Regions from separate parts of the Homo sapiens genome. Here region 1 is linked to region 2. Evidence: chromatin loops called from intact Hi-C (ENCODE). Cell type or tissue: endothelial cell of umbilical vein. All regions are shown on one strand.

The links. Hi-C counts contacts between places; a loop is a spot of excess contacts. Peaks named below come from ENCODE experiments on the same cell type or tissue, not always from the same donor. Only the 100,000 strongest peaks of a DNase experiment are listed, where the experiment ranks them.
Region 1: it touches region 2 in a loop (8-fold over the local background); 2 of 110 quality-filtered maps call a loop at or near these places.

The regions. Positions count from the first base shown.
Region 1 is chr6:142,297,232-142,299,731 of GRCh38, reverse strand. No RefSeq gene overlaps it. Among named protein-coding and RNA genes, the nearest start is that of ADGRG6, 3.5 kb to the left of the region's middle. In endothelial cell of umbilical vein, no CTCF peak of the experiment used is centred here; a DNase peak (open chromatin) is centred at 1,331; H3K27ac peaks cover 1,821 bases.
Region 2 is chr6:142,209,327-142,211,826 of GRCh38, reverse strand. All of the region lies in intron 7 of VTA1 (vesicle trafficking 1), which reads right to left. Among named protein-coding and RNA genes, the nearest start is that of LINC02919, 49 kb to the left of the region's middle. In endothelial cell of umbilical vein, no CTCF peak of the experiment used is centred here; a DNase peak (open chromatin) is centred at 1,006; H3K27ac peaks cover 1,067 bases.

The DNA.
Region 1 (2,500 bases), 88 kb before region 2:
TTATCTTTAATTGACATATTATAATTGTATATATTTATGGGATACAATGTGATATTTTTATATTTTTATTCCATGTGGAATGATTATATCAAGCTAATTAACATGTCTATCATTTTTGTGATAGGAACATTTGAAATTTAGCAATTTTGAAATATGCAAGGCATTATTATCTATATTCACAATGCTGTGAAATAGATTTCAAAAACTTATTCCTTCTAACTGAAACTTTGTATCCTTTGACCAACATTTCACCATTCCACCCCACCTCACCCTCTAGCCTCTGGTAACCACCATTGTACTCTCTACTCTTATGAGTTTGTTTCAGATTCCACATATAAGTGAGATTATTTGCTATTTCTCTTTCTGTCCATCAGTGGATGAATGGGTAAAGAAAACGTGGAATATATACACATCAGAATGCCGTTCAACCTTTAAGTTAGAAATTCTGTCATTTGTGACACGTGGATGGACCTAGAGGACATTATGCAAGACCCACTGATTCAAATGTTAATCTCATCCAAGAAACACCATCAGAGACACACACAGAATAACGTTTGGCCAAATCTGGACACCATGGCCAAGCCAAGTTAACACATAAAATGAACCATGACATTAACCGAAAAAAAATGGACATACATCAAGAAGATAGTAGTTTTCACACGTGCCATTATTATATGTTAAAATGTTCATAATTTTATGCATTGAAATTAATATATGATCAGAATCATAGCTAAAATATTTCAATGAATCAGTGCCTTTCATTGGTCAGTTTGTTAATAAAATCTGTATATTTTGACAGTTTTGTCCTCAAACTAAGAATTTGTTCTTTTCTTTTGAAAAAGCATGTTAGGAAAATGGAGTGTATAGTGGAAAGTACATAGTCTTTTAATGCAATAGACCTGGATTCTAAACTTGACCCTGTGATTTCTCAGCATTGTGAACTCTGGCAGTTTACTATGTAAACTAAGCTTGATTTGTAAAATAAGAATAATAATACTTATAGTGTTTAACTCGTAGAGCTGTTAGGCAGATTCAGTGAGACATTCTGATGTCATTAGACATTCTAATGACATGAAGCACTCAGCATATTTCCTGAAATTTGCTAATATTAGTTGTCTCTGCCCGACCTATTATCATTATCCTAAACTGAAAAGTGCCAAGACCACATTCCTCTACATACAGGAATCCTCTGACAACATTCCAGACAAAATGAATATTGAACATCTGTTTGAATCCCTTAACATTGATGCACACTCAACTGTGAGAAGCTTCCTCTTTCTGTGGGTTGAATCAAACATTCATGCTTTCAACTCCCATTCAGAACAAGCACATTCTGTCATCCACAATAAGCCTTTCAAATATCTGAAGACAGTTATCATCTCTCTGTTCAGCCTTCCTTCATTCAGTTTTGACAGCCCTAGTTATTTTAACCATTCAGTGTCTGGCTCCTCACCACACATGTGACTTGCCCTTTCCTGTGTGCATGTGAGTCAACGTCAGCCCTCTTTGCAATGTACTCAAAGTGGATTTCAAACCTCAGCCCTGATGACAGTGAGATTCTTACCATTCCTGAACTGGATATTACTGTTGTGTAAATAAAAATTAGTGTTGACTTTTTGAGCAGCAAAAAATTGTTTCAGCAACACAAATTCTGTGATTTGTGACAACATGGATGAACCTAGAGGGCATTATGCAAAGTCCAGTGATTCAAATGTTAATCTCATCCAAGAAACACCTTCACAGACATATGCAAAATAATGTTTGACCAAATATCTGAACACCGTGGCCAAGCCAAGTTGACACATACAATTAAGCATCAGATTAACCAAAAAGAGATGGACATACACATGAAATAAAATATAGCAGGAATAGTAACTATAATGACCTTCTGTGTGCCAGGGAGTATATATAAATTTTATTCTACAAATCAAGTAGATTAATAAATATATATTTGTAAATAATTCAACCCAATTGGAAATTTATATGTTTATGTTTCATTCTGCCTTAATCCAAGTCCTCCTGTTTCATCAAGTTTCTTGCTTTCTTCAGCAGAGAGGGTAGAAGAAAGTGGTCTTTGGCTTACTTGTGTCAGTAGATATCAACCTTTTTGGTCGCTGGCCGTTGGTCCACATAGAATGTCAGTCTGGTAAGTGAGGCTCTTTCAGGCTCTTTCTTGATTCCCTTGATGGCCTATCACAGTCTTCATAAGCCTGGCCCCCTCCAAGCAGCCCTTCTCTCTTTGTGGGCTTGCCGCCTTCCTGGGCCTCTATCTGAGGGGCAGGGTACACAGCTTCTCTTGGAAACCACTCAACTCCCTGATCTCACAAACCGCCCCTCCCCCACCCAACCTCTTTCCTAACATGAGAGAAGAGATAGCTTCTCATTTTTCTCTTTTTAAGAGAATGCAGTAGGCCAAGTTATGTACCTTGTGAGCAATAGAACAGGCTTTGTAAGATAAACTAGTGAAGGGGATCAAGATATGCCACCCCATATATGCTAC
Region 2 (2,500 bases):
TATTGTTCTTTAGGAGTTCTACGTATATTTTGTTAACAGTCCTTAATCAGATAAGCCTTTTGCAATGTTTTCTCTCAGTCTGTGGCTTGTCCTTTCATTTTTTTTTTTTTTTTTAAGAGATGGAGTCTCGCTCTTTCGCCCAGGCCGGACTGCAGTGGTGCTATCTCAGCTCACTGCAAGCTCTGCCTCCCGTGTTCATGCCATTCTCCTGCCTCAGCCTCCCGAGTAGCTGGGATTAGAGGCGCCTGCCACCGCGCCCGGCTAATTTTTTGTATTTTTAGTAGAGATAGGGTTTCACCGTGTTAGCCAAGATGGTCTTGATCTCCTGACCTCGTGATCTGTCTTTTCATTTTCTTGACAGCATCTTTAGAAGGGCAGAAAATTTTAATCTTAATGAAATCTGCGTTATCATTTCTTTCTTTTATAGGTCATGCATTTAAAAAGTCATTGCTCAACCCAAAGTCATCTGGATTTTCTCTTATGCTATCTTTTACATGTTTTATAGTTTTGTATTTTACTTTTTACATTTATTTTTTATGAAGGTAAAATATTCATGTATAATTTGCCATCTTTACAGTTTCAAAGCATACATTTCAGTGGTAATAAAAACACGTATATTCTTTTTTTTCCACTTTCATCCTCCACTCCTTCCCCCTTTCCTTCCTGGCCTTTGGTAACCACTAATCTACCTCTATTTTCACGAGATCCACCTTTTTTAGCTCCCACATGTGAGTGAGAACATACGATATGTGTCTTTCTGTGCTTGGCTTATTTTATTTCAAACAATGACCTCTAGTTCTATCCATGTTGCTGCAAATAACAGAATTCTTTTCCTTTTTTTGGCTGAATAATATTCCATTGTGTATACACACCACATTTTCTTTATTCATTCATCCACTGATAGCCATTTAGGTTGATTCCATTTTTTGGCTACCGTGAATAGTGCTGCGATAAACATGAGAGTGTAGATTTCTCGCAGCATATTCATTTCCTTTCTTTTGGATATTGTTTTCCTTTCCTTTGGAACTGCTGAATCATATGGTACTTCTATTTTTAGTTATTTGAGAAACCTCTGCACTGTTCTCTATGCCTGTCTTTTGGTATGAGCCATTTTAACTAGGGTAAAATGATAATGCAATGTGATTTTGATTTGTATTTCTCTGATGATTAGTGATGCTGAGCATTTCTTCATATACGAAATGTTAGATCTTTTGCCCATTTTTGAATTGCATTATTTGTTTTTTGCTATTGAGTTGTCTGAGTTCCTTATATATTCTGGTTATTAATCCCTTGTCAGATAGATGGATTGCAAATATTTTCTCCCATTCCATGGGTTGTCTTTTCACTTTGTTGATTTTTTCCTTCGCCATGCTGAAGCATTTTAGCTGGATCTAATCCCATTTGGCCATTTTTGCTTTATTTGCCTATGCTTTCGAGGTCTTACACACAAAAAAATCTTTGCATAGACCAATGTCCTGGAGCATTTCTCTAATGTTTTCTTCTATAAGTTTCATAGGTCTTAGATTTGAGGTTTCAGATGTAAGTCTTTAATCCATTTTGACTTGATTTTTGTGTAGGATGAGAGATGGGGGTTTACTTTCATTCTTTTGCATATAGTTATCCAGTTTTCCCAGCACTATTTATTGAAAAAATTGTCCTTTCCCCATTGTATGTTCTCGGCATCTTTGTCAAAAATAAGTTGGTTGTAAATGCATAAATGTATATCAGGATTCTCTATTCTGTTCCACTGGTCCATGTGTCTGTTTTTTATGCCAGTACCATGTTGTTTTGGTTATCATAGCTTTGTAGTAAATTTTGAAGTCACATAGTGTGATGCCTTTAGCTTTGCTCCTCTTGCTCAGTTTTGCTTTTACTATTCAGGGTCTTCTATCATTCTACATAAATCTTAGGGTTCTTTTTTTTGGTAAAATGTCATTCTGTGAAGAATGTCTTTGGCATTTTGATAGGGATTGCACAGAATCTGTAGATTGCTTTGGGTAGTATTGTCATTTTAATAATATTAATTCTTCCAATCCATAAGCATGGAGTATCTTTCCATTTTTTATGTGTCTACTTCTATTACATTTATCAGAATTTTTTATAGTTTTTCTGTTATTAATATATACACAATGGAATATTATAGTTAGTTATTAATAACTAACTTCTTTAGTTAGATCGGTTCCCAGGTATTTTTTTTTGTATTTGTATTTTTTGTATTACATTTTTTGTATTACATTCAACAGAATTTTATATAGTTTTTCTTAGTTATTAATATATACACATAGTGTATATATACAATGGAATATTATAGTTAGTTATTAATAACTAACTGCTTTAGTTAGATCGATTCCCAGGTATTTTATATTTTTTTGTATTACATTTTTTGTATTATGTTCATCAGAATTTTATATAGTTTTTCTTAGTTATTAATATATACACATAGTGTATATACACAACGGAATATTATAGTTAGTTATTAATAACTAACTTCTTTAGTTAG